Regions from separate parts of the Homo sapiens genome. Here regions 1 and 2 are each linked to region 3. A link is a loop called in an ENCODE intact Hi-C map of the cell type or tissue named here. Cell type or tissue: Caco-2. All regions are shown on one strand.

Region 1 (4,000 bases), 120 kb after region 3:
ATTTTCTTGGAATGTTGAGGAGTACTTCAAAGCTACTCCAGAGTGTTGGCTAGCAGCAAAGGAAACAGAAAAATTAAATAGGAATCTGGTCCATGACGAAACATGGACACATTCCTGGTGGGGCACCAGTAGAGAAAAATAACAAATAGCATTACTGGCATTCCTCTGTGGTTAATTATGAATTTGCAATTGATCTGGTACTAAAGCATCATCCTGAGGATCCTAGGCTTTTGGAAATTAGTGCCGTGCCATTATCAGATTTCTTGGAACAAACATTGCAGCTTATAGGAACAAATATCAATGGAAACCCATATGGGTTAGGAAGGAAGAAGCATCCACAATATGTTATACTACACGGACCATTTCAAATAAGAAACCTGCCTATATTGGGCCGAGCGTGGTGGCTCATGCCAGTAATCCCAGCACTTTGGGAGGCTGAGGTCGGCGGATCACCTGAGGTCAGGAGTTCGAGACCAGCCCGGCCAATGTGGTGAAACCCCTTCTCTACTAAAAATACAAAAATTAGCTGAGCGTGGTGGCAGGCGCCTGTAATCCCAGCTACTCAGGAGGCTGAGCCAGGAGAATCGCTTGAGCCCAGGAGGCAGAGGCTGCAGAGAGCAGAGTCGCACCACTGCACCACAGCCTGGGTGACAGAGCGAGACACCGACTCAAAAAAAGAAACCTGCCTATGTTGAAGCACAATGATCTGTTGTCCTGGTTTGAAAGCTGCAGAGTAGGTAAAGTGAAAGGAATAGTATGGGATTGCAGTGATGGCTGTTTAATTAAGGTCCATTACCATCGTCTATCCTCTTTGTTTACACTGGCCAATTGCAGATGTTTACATGAATTCAGAACCAGTAATTACCAATATGAAACTTAACAAATATGACTATGCTTTTGATACTGTTTAACAATTTTTTTAATCAGAAATTTAGTAGGCTTAAAGATGTAATACTTGACATATAAAATGCAAGTGCAATTAAAATTAGTTTTATTTATTTATTTTTTGGAGACAGGGTCACCCACGCTGGAGTGTAGTGGTGTAATCACAGCTCACTGCAACCTCGACTTCCCAGGCTTAAATGATCCTCTCACCTCAGCCTCTTGAGTAGCTGGGACTATAGGATCATGCCACCATGCCTGGCTAATGTTTTTAATTTTTAAATTTTTTTGTAGAGACAGGGTCTCAGTGTGTTGCCTAGTCTGGTCTTGAACTCCTGGACTCAAGTGATCCTCCTGCTTTGGCCTCCCAAAGTGATGGGATTACAGGGGCGAGCCACCTCACCTGGCCAGAATTAGTTTTATTATTAAAAAAAAAAAAGAGAAGACAATCTGCAAAACAGAAAAAAGAATACGTCTGTTAAAAACTACAAAAGATGGCTGGGTGCGGTGAATCGTTTGAGTTCAGGAGTTTAAGACAAGCCTGAGCAACATGGTGAAACCCCATCTCTCCCAAAAATACAAAAATTAGCTGGGCATGTTGGTGCGTTGCCTGTGGTTGCAGCTACTTGGGAGGCTGAGGCTGGAAGATGGCTTGAGCCGGGAAGGTGGAGGTTATAGTGAGCTGAGATCATGCCACTGCACTCCAGCCTGGGCAACACAGTGAGACCTCATCCCAAAAAAAATTACAAAAGACTGGGAGAAAGCAGAAACAAGTATTGGGAAGACTGTGCTATGTGTAGAACACTCCTGTTCCACTAATAAAGGAATGTGACCTTTGATAGATTGAGTATAGGGAACATATAATGGAAGCATTAAAGGGGTGGATCTTCCTTACTTTTTGCCTCCACTCTACACTTTTAGGTCAGACGTTCCCCGAAAGGGGTATTATCAGGCCTAGAGTAGAGACAGATGAGAGGTGGTTGAAATTACTCTATTGTTATTGTATAACATAATTAATATAAGCAGTGACTCTATGGGATCCTTTAAAGCTTTTATTTTCTGGGTAAACATTTGTACCTGGGCCAGTGCTGGAATTAGTGACTGCTTCCCACTCTTTCTGCTTTTCTTCTCTTGATCACCAGTGGCAGGAGGGTGAGGCTAGGTAGGAAGGAAAGCTTGATGTCTGGATGTGCCCAGGGAGGATTTGGGTTGTAGCTGGTCCTCTAATTCCACCTAGAGGTAAGAACTGGATGTGGTCAGGGAGAATCCTCTTGCTACTTCTCTCTTGCTACAAGCTGGCAGGCTCCAGTTTTACTAAGGAACACAAAAGAGTCCAGAATAGGGCGCGCACACACACACACACACACACACACACACACACACACACACGATCATATTTTTTGGTTCATTTAAAAATTTTTTATTGTCATATAATATACACAATAAAGTGTACCAATCTTAAGTGCTCCATGAACTTTTACATATGAAAACACCTTTTAACCACAATTCGGTTAAAATTATCTGAATATATGCAGCAGCCCAGAAGGTAATATGAGGTGTGTTTTCAGTAAATACTGTCATCCAAAGTAACTAATATTTATTTTTCCACCCAAATGTAGATGGACATTGGATTAACTTCTGGTGTGGACTATTATAAATAAAGTTACCTTAAATATTTGTGTGTGTGTGTGTGTGTGTGTGTGTGTATATATATATTTTTTTTTTTTTTTTTTGAGACGGAGTCTTGCCCTGTCGCCCAGGCTGGAGTGCAGTGGCCCGATCTTGGCTCACGGCAATCTCTGCCTCCCAGGTTCAAGTGATTCTCCTGCCTCAGCCTCCCAAATAGTTGGGATTACAGGCATGCGCCACCACACCCAGGTAGTTTTTTTGTATTTTTAGTAGAGACGGGGGTTTCACCATGTTGGCCAGGATGGTCTCGATCTCCTGACCTCGTGATCCGTCCACCTTGGCCTCCCAAAGTGCTGGGATTACAGGCGTGAGCCACTGGGCCTGGCCCACAGTATACATATTTTCCCCCTACTTGCTTTTTAAATTTTTCCATGTGTCATGAATATCATGTCATGGCATACACTGAAAACAAAATTCAGATTCTTGGCATGTACAGAAAAACCTCCTGAACAAAAACCTTTAAGAGTAAAACTTAGAAATCCATATTTTTTAAAAGGACCCCAGGGAATTTCGCTGTAAAAAGTAGATTTGAGGCACAGGCCCCGATTAACTCCTGGAGAGCAGAAACTAGAGTCACACATATTTTAGATGAACGACTCCTGTGTACTCTTAACTTTGTTAAGTGAATTTTAATGGTTCTGCTTTTTCCTCCATATTGATTATCTAGACCAGATTTTATGTTTGACTTCTCTGGAGAAATGAGGAGGAAAATCTTGGTCAAAGATAACTTCACTGATGCCATTTTAAACACAAAAGAACTCAGGGATCAATTGAGTGTCCCTAGAAAATGGGTTGAAACCTTTTTCTCTCCTGCTGTCTTTGTCAGATCATTTAGTTATAAGGTATTAATAACTGAAGCTGGATTGATCAAAACAGAGATATTAGATTTAGTTTTTCACTGTGAAAGCTAAGTGTGTGTCAGGATAGGCACTGTTAAAAAATAAAACCCTCTTATCAGGAAGCTTAAAAAGCACATAGCAAAGAGAATTTCAGTGGCCCAGAAGAGTCTGGAAAGAAGTAAAAGCACTGGCAAAGATTTACTTTGCAATTTATAGTACATATGAAATTTTTTTTTTTTTGAGACAGAGTCTTGCTCTGTTGCCCAGCTGGAAGGCTGGAGTGCAGTGGCGTGATCTTGGCTCACTGCAACCTCTACCTCCTGGGTTCAAGCGATTCTCCTGCTTCAGCCTCCTGAGTAGCTGAGATTACAGGTGCTTGCCAACACACCTGGTTATTTTTGTATTTTTAGTAGAGATGGGGTTTCACCATATTGGCCAGGCTGGTCTCAAACTCCTGACCTCAGATGATCTGCCTACCTTAGCCTGTCAAAGTGCTGGGATTACAGGCGTGAGCTGCTGCCCCGGCCAAATATGGGATGGTCGATGTAACTTATTCTTGAGACCAAATTTCGCTCTTGTTGCCTAGGCTG
Region 2 (4,000 bases), 110 kb after region 3:
ATCCAGGAGGTAGAGGTTGCAGTGAGCCAAGATGGTGTCACTGCACTCCAGCCTGGGCGACAGAGTAAGACTCCGTCTCTGGGTAGGGGGCGGGGAAAGGCTTTCAGAAATTTCGTAAAGTTTTAAGTTTGAAGCATCCTTTGTCAATAGCTCCCCTATCCTACCCGCAAACACATATGCACACACCCTACCACCACTGCCACTAAAAATTGAATAGAGAGTAAATGTCCCAGCTTAGCTAACGCTAGAGCAATTAAAATGTCATTAGATGCTAGACAGATTAATGGGGTTTTTTTTGGTTTGTTTTTTGTTTTTTTTTTTGAGACGGGGTCTCACTGTATCGCCCAGGCTGGAGTGCAGGGGCAAGATCTTGACTCACTGCAAGCTCCGCCTCTCGGGTTCACGCCATTCTCCTGCCTCAGCCTCCTGAGTAGCTGGGACTACAGGTGCCCGTCACCGCACCCGGCTAATTTTTTGCATTTTTAGTGGAGACGGGGTTTCACCGTGTTAGCCAGGATGGTCTCGATCTCCTGACCTCGTGATCCGCCCTCCTCAGCCTCCCAAAGTGCTGGGATTACAAGCATGAGCCACCACGCCTGGCCTTAGACAGACTAATGTTCATGCTAATGATCAACACAACGAGATTTGGGAATCAAGCCTTGCCCTCAACTATTCTGAAGTGGGCTAGTGCAAATGGACTTGGGCCCTGGAGCAGAAGTTGGGGCCAGGGGCCATGATGAGTGCTGGAATACATCACAGATATTATATTTTATTTTATAATTAAGTTGCTAGTTAAGTGGTGAGAGCCTGAGGCATGATTTAGAGTAACTGGTGATAGTTCTCTCTGGGAATGCTCCAGCCTGAGCTAACCTGGGGCATTTACTTTCTATTCCCTTTCAGTGGTGGTGGTGATGGGGTGTGTGTGCTGTAAAAGAAACTGATAATTTGGTTAATAGATAATTTTTGTAGAAAGCCATAAAATGACCTTGTGAATCTCTTCTGATTTCCAAAGGCTTCTGATTTGCTTTCATTCCTAGACGTCTAGTCATATCTCCTTTGTAGTAGTACTTCTATTTTTTTTTTTTTTTTTTGAGATGGAGTCTTGCTCTTGTTGCCCAGGCTGGAATGCAATGGTGTGATCTCGGCTCACTGCAACCTCCACCTCCCAGGTTCAAGTGATTCTCCTGCCTCAGTCTCCCTAATAGCTGGGATTACAGGCATGTGCCACCATGCCTGGCTAATTTTGTATTTTTAGTAGAGACGGGGTTTCTCCATGTTGGTCAGGCTGGTCTCAAACTCCCAATCTTAGGTGATCCGCCTGCCTCAGCCTCCCAAAGTGCTGGGATTACAGGTGTGAGCCACTGCGCCCGGCTCTTCTATTGTTTTTTTTTTTTAGAACTGAAATACATTTAAGTATAACTAAACATATGTAAAATATTATTCATGCTGTCTATTTTTTTTTTGAGGTGGAGTCTCGCTCTGTTGCCCAGGCTGGAGTGCAGTGGCGCGATCTCGGCTCACTGCAAGCTCCGCCTCCCGGGTTCACGCCGTTCTCCTGCCTCAGCCTCCCGAGTAGCTGGGACTACAGGCGCCCGCCACCATGCCCGGCTAATTTTTTTGTATTTTTAGTAGATACGGAGTTTCACCGTGTTAGCCAGGATGGTCTCGATCTTCTGACCTCGTGATCTACCCGCCTCGGCCTCCCAAAGTGCTGGGATTACCAGTGTGAGCCACTGCGCCCGGCCCATGCAGGCTATTTTTTTTCTCCTAGAATAGTGATTTAAAAAAAAAACTGAAAAATTAAAGTGAAAAGAGCATGGGCTTGGTAGCCAGACAGACTCGAGTTTGATTCTCCACTCCACCTGCATATCATGATTATTTACGGTTCTGGGGTGGGTCAGCTTTATGTTGGCATGTCACCAAGTTCAGAGCTTCTGTGCACCTTATTTTCATCTGTGTGTGTGTGTGTGTGTGTGTGTGTGTGAGAGAGAGAGAGAGAGAGAGAGAGAGAGAGAGACAGTGTTTTGCTTTGTCGCCCAGGCTAGAGTGCAGTGGTGTGATCTCGGCTCACTGCAGCCTCAACCTCCAGGCCTCAAGTGATCCTTCCGACCTCAGCCCTTGACCTCAGCCTCCTGAGTAGCTGGGATTACAGGTTCATGCCACTGCACCCAGCTGATTCTTTGTTTTTGTAGAGATAAGGTCTCACTATGTTGTCCAGGCTAATCTTGAACTCCTGAGCTCAAGCTATCCACCAACCTTGGCCTCCCAAAGTGCTGGGATTATAGACCAGAGCCACCACACCAGGCATTTTTATCATCTTTTAAGTCGCTATAAAAATATTTATCTTCCAAAGATTTTGATAAAAATTAACTCTAAAACACATAGAATTGCTCAAAGCAAATAGTAGAAGAGAAGTTTAGTTTTCTCATGTCGCTCTCTAACCCCATCTTTTGGTCTTACAAAAGATGCCCTGCTAACTTTCAAACCTTTCCTGGTGAGTTCAAGTCTCAGACGTCAATTGCCTCATTATAATTAGGCCCTCATAACCATTTATTATTTGGGAAACTCGTGGTCACTTTTTTGAGGTTTGGTTATTTATTTATTTTTTCACTGTGGCTTTCTTTTCATTTCTGCTGCCTGGCAGGACTGGGAGGAGATGGCAGTACCTGGCTACATGCCTCACATCCACTGGTCAAAGTATAGGCTTGTTCATAATGGATTCTACTGAGAAATACAGCAAACAGACTCTGTGTTCTGTGACTCCTGTCCCTTCATACACCCACCTGCATACTTCTAGTCATGGCTATGAAACTTGGTAGGCTATGAGTTTCTAGGTTTCTTTCTTTCTTTTTTATTGAGACAGGGTCTTATTCTGTCACCCAGGCTGGAGTGCAGTGGTGCGATCACGGCTCACTGCAGGCTTGGCTTCCCGGGCTCAGGTGATTCTCCCATCCTAGCCCCCTGAGTAGCTGGACTACAGAAGTGCACCACCACACTCGGTTAATTTTTTCATATTTTTGGTAAAGAGAGGGTTTTTGCCATGTTGCCCAGGCTGTTCTTGAACTCCTGGGCTCAAGTGATCCGCCCGCCTCGGCTTCCCACAGTGCTGGGATTACAGGTGAGCCACCACGTCCTTTTGTGTAAAGCTAATTAAGCGAGAGCAATAGAAAGAGTAATAGAGAAAGCATTCTCTCCCCCATCCCCATAAGTTATCACTTAATTAAAACTATTCCCATTTTCTAGATGAATAAATTGAACCTGTTGACAAACATGTACAGCTACTTTTAAAGCCATGGGAATGCCTTTAAACCTTAAGCATGTGCTCCATTTTTTTGGTGTTAAAACATAGCGCTCATGCCTGTAATCCCAGCACTTTGGGAGGCCGACGTGGGCGGATTGCCTGAGGTCAGGAGTTCAAGACCAGCCTGACCGACATGGTGAAACCCCGTCTCTACTAAAAACACAAAAATTGGCTGGGCGTGGTGGCGGGTGTAATCTCAGCTACTCAGGAGGCTGAGGCAGGAGAATCGCTTGAACCCGGGAGGCGGAGGTTGCAGTGTGCTGAGACTGCACCGTTGCACTCTAGTCTAGGCAACAAGAGCGAAACTCTGTCTCAAAAAAACAAAAACATAGCTACTTATATGCATTATCACAAAATGAAGTTGAGTACACTCCAGCTTGCACAGCCACTTTTAGTGAACTGTTTCAGCTTAGATCATAATTCCCTCAGGCTTAACTCTTTAGGTTTTAGCAGCTTAAATGTACACAGTATAGAGAAGGACTTTGTTTGGGGCTTGGAAAACAGTAAATCATTAGGCATCTTTAAAATGTTCAGAATATTTGAATAAATGCAACTGCACTGCAGCTTGCTAATGTAACATATTAGATGAACCCTAAATAACAACAACAGCTTGGAGAGACTCGAATGGTCCCTCTTTAATTTTGTTGCTGACACCTGGCAACATTTGGAACTATAAATAGAGTAGCAGGGAGGGGGAAG
Region 3 (4,000 bases):
GTCAAAGAGAGGAAGTCATAGTTAAGGATCAGTAATTAGAACACCTTTAGACCTCTCCACAGCAATATAGAAGCAAGAACACAATGAAAGAATGCCTTCATTATTCTGAAGACAAATTATTTTTATTTCAGAATTCAATATCCAACCAAATTATTAATCAGTGTGAGGATAGAATACAGATATTTTAGACATGCAATTTCTCAAAAAAAAATTACTTCTCAGAAAGCTCTTTTCCAAAAAGCTATAGATATGCTTGATTAAAATACAGTTATGAACCAAGAAAGAGGAAGACATGTAGTACCAAAAGTCAGGGGATCAAAACCAGGAGCAAGGGAAGATAAAGATAAAGAGAAATCCTGGATAAGAGGAGAGGGCAAGGCCGGGCACAGTGGTTCACGCCTGTAATCCCAGCTCTTTGGGAGGCCAAGGCAGGAGGATCACTTGAGGCCAGGAGTTCAAGACCAGCCTAGGCAATGTGGCAAAACCCCATCTGCACAAAAAAACAAAAACAAAAAATGTTAGCTGGGCATGGTGGCGCTTGCCTGTAGTCCCAGCGACTTGGGAGCCTGAGGCAGGGGTACTACTTGAGCCCGGGTGATCGAGGCTGCAGGGAACCATGATCTTACCACTCTACTCCCAGCTGGGCAACAGAGCAAGACCCTATCTCAAAAAAAAAAAAAAAAAAGAAAGAAAGAAAAGATAGGAAAAGAAAAAGAAAGGAGAGGACAAACACTCCTGTGTGGGGCACGTTGGAAGACTCTGGGAGATACTTCTGCAAAGATCATATTGACAGACTCCCTCAGTTGAGTGAGCATATTTAGAGGCTCAGGCAAACTGACAGAAGGCTTGAGGTTGACATTTATGGTGTGCTATTATGTAGGCAGATACTCTTCTAAGACACTTTGCATAGGAAACTTATGCAATAGATGTATTTATTGTACCTATTTTACAGAAAAGGAAAGAAAAGCACAGCAGATTAACTAGATAGCCCAAGATCACACAGCTAGTAAGAAGCATCACAGGGCTCAAAGCCAGGCAATCTGACTGCAGAAACTTTTTATTTTTATTTTCATATTTTTCTCTCCATTTCCACAGGTATCAACAGAGACTTTCCTGAAACCATCATTTTATACTGACTCCCCACGGGCATAGAAATGTTGCCAATTAAGAAAAAGAAGAAAAATTTAACTTCAGGAAAAGCAGAAAATTGTGTAAGAAAGGAAAAATAGCTACAATTGTCTACATGGTGGTGTTGTAAATGGCATTTTCATAGTCATAGTAACATAAACATTAAATAATAACCTAATATGCAGTGATGTTTAAAATATTGAGGCTGGGTGTGGTGGCTCATGCCTGTAATTCCAGCACTTTGCGAGGCCAAGGTGGGCTGATCACTTGGGGACAGGAGTCCGAGACCAGCCTGGCCAACATGGTGAAACCCTGTCTCTACTAAAAATACAAAAATTAGCCGAGCATGGTGGTGCACGCCTGTAGTCCCAGCTACTCGGGGGACTGAGGCAGGAGAATCCCTTGAACCCGGGAGGCGGAGGTTGCAGTGAGTTGAGATTTCACCGCTATGAGTTGAGATTTCACCGCTGCACTCCAGCCTGAGCAACAGAGTGAGACTCTGTCTCAAAAGAAAAAAAAAAAGAAAAAGAAAAAAAAAAGAAAAGGAAAGGAAACAAAAAAGAAAAGAAGAGAGGAGAAAAGAAAAAAGAAAAGAAGAGAAAAGAAAAGAAAACGCAAGCACATAACAACAGCAGGGGGAGCTGTCAGACTGCCACGCGGAACTGACAAACTCCCCAGCACGGTGCGGAGTTCTGGAGCAAAGATTAAAGGAATTTCACACTGGAAGGGACTGGGCAGGCCATTGTTCCACCACCTAGCTCAGACTTTTGGAAAAGAGAAGGACCTTTGTTTGAATATCTCGCTGGAGGCTATCAACTCACCACTTCTGGGAGCTGGGCAGCCAGTCCTTTCTTCCTTCCTTTTAAAAAATTGATATATAATAATTGTACATATTTATGTGGTACATGTGATATTTTGATGTATGTATGAACTACGGAATGATCAAATTAAGGTGGTAATTAAGATATCCACCACCTTAAACGTGTATCACTCCTTTGTGTCGGAAACATTCCAAATCTTCCAGCTATTTCACAATATACAATAAATTATTGTTAACTATTGTCACCCTTCCATGCTATCAAACCTATAACTTATTCCTTCTAACTGTATTTTTATACGCATTGACCTACCTCTCCTCATCCCCCACACCTGACATTTCTCAAAAGAAGACATACAAATGGCCAACAGGTAGATTAAAAATACTCAACATCACTAATCAGGAAAATGCAAATCAAAACCACAATTAGATATCATCTCACCCCAGTTGAAATGGCTATCATCAAACAGACAAAAAAATAACATATGCTGGGGAGGATGTGGAGGAAGGGGATGCTGGTACACTGTTGGTGGAAATAAAAACTAGTGAATCTTTTCTTGAAGGGAGACTTGAAGTGTGTCTCTTAGTATTAGCCAAGATATTTTTTTTCTGTTAAATTTACAGCCACAGTGCACATGTATTCATGTACTGTTTGCTGTTTATTTTCCATTTACCTACTTCAACATTTATGGTCATATTATTTTAAAATTAATAAAATAATTATTACATTAAAATTATTTTAGTATTAAATTCAATACAACGTGTGTGCTCATTTCAAATATAAAGGGATACGATGAAAACCAAGTTCCTAGGCCAGACTTCAGTTGCCCAAGATTTCCTTTCCAAAGGAACCACAATGATCATTTCTTGCATATCCTTGCAGAGATAGCTATTAATTAATAAGCATGAAGTGTTTAGAACATCCCCTAACTCAAGGCAAAGGCCATACAAGTGTCTGCTGTTAGTAACAATAATAGTATTGGAGGCGGAGGTGTTAGCAGCAGCAAGGTAATGGTAACAGTTGTAGCAATAGCACTCGTAGTTAGTTGTCTATATCTACTTTAATCTTTTTAAATGGCTGCATGGTATTATAACAGTGTAATATAATTCTTAAAACACTCCCCTACAGAAGGGACAAATGAATTACAAAAAGCTACTATAGTTACCATAGTCTTCTAAACTAATATAAAAGACAAATACATAAATTAGATGTGTCAAAAACAAATTATCAAGAAAAGTCTGCATGCCCTGAATTAGAGCACTAAAGGGAGAAGTGGGAAGACTTGGGCTAATTTGATGTCGAGTGTGGAGGAGCGGTAGGAGTCATATAATTATTCAGCTTCATCTAGTTAAATGTAAGTACTGGAAACTTACACCTAACACAGTGTAAGATGGCATTTCAACTGGCATATGCAAATGTGTTTATTGGCAGAGATTTCACAGACAGGGCCATTAACAAAACAGATTTCTAATTAAATCAGTTTCACGGGTAACTACTGAAAGTCTCTCCTCAAAAGATGGGGCCGTGCCCATAGCCTCAATGTTACCTTTGTATAGTACACACGTAAGTTGCAGAGGTATCTTAATTTCAGCAACTTCTCTCACACACAGATATTCTCACTTTATAGTAGCATAGCGTTTAAGAGAAATAACTCCGGGTCCACGTTGCCTGGGTGTTTGAATTGTGGGTCTGCCATTTATAGCTGGGTGACCTGGGGTAAATTACTTAACTTTTCTGAGCTTCCTCTTCCTTTTCAGTAAAATAGAAGTTATAATAATACCTGTCTCATAGAGTGGTTGTGACTATCAAATGAGTTAATGTATATGAAGGACTATGAGTGTTTGTTGCTATTAACAACGGTGTATCTTTTTTATTATATGTATCTCATTTTCAAACTTAATCCAGTTCTTGTCATGGAACATTTTAATGTTCAGTTGTGATTTAAATAATTTCACTTGAAAGGAAACCTTATCCAGATATTAAGTCTCTAGTGATTTATGAAGCCACAAGACTGAACCTAAAACCCAAAGTCATTCCATCAACAAGAAAGTTTT

Evidence for each region. Hi-C counts contacts between places; a loop is a spot of excess contacts. Peaks named below come from ENCODE experiments on the same cell type or tissue, not always from the same donor. Only the 100,000 strongest peaks of a DNase experiment are listed, where the experiment ranks them.
Region 1: it touches region 3 in a loop (12-fold over the local background); 11 of 110 quality-filtered maps call a loop at or near these places.
Region 2: it touches region 3 in a loop (9-fold over the local background); 10 of 110 quality-filtered maps call a loop at or near these places.

What each region holds. Positions count from the first base shown.
Region 1 is chr3:109,396,905-109,400,904 of GRCh38, forward strand. It overlaps the pseudogene RLIG1P2. Among named protein-coding and RNA genes, the nearest start is that of LINC01205, 11 kb to the right of the region's middle. In Caco-2, no CTCF peak of the experiment used is centred here; a DNase peak (open chromatin) is centred at 2,107.
Region 2 is chr3:109,383,431-109,387,430 of GRCh38, forward strand. No RefSeq gene overlaps it. Among named protein-coding and RNA genes, the nearest start is that of LINC01205, 25 kb to the right of the region's middle. In Caco-2, no CTCF peak of the experiment used is centred here; a DNase peak (open chromatin) is centred at 2,191.
Region 3 is chr3:109,274,107-109,278,106 of GRCh38, forward strand. No RefSeq gene overlaps it. Among named protein-coding and RNA genes, the nearest start is that of DPPA2, 40 kb to the right of the region's middle. In Caco-2, a CTCF peak has its summit at 1,787 (motif pointing right); a DNase peak (open chromatin) is centred at 1,795.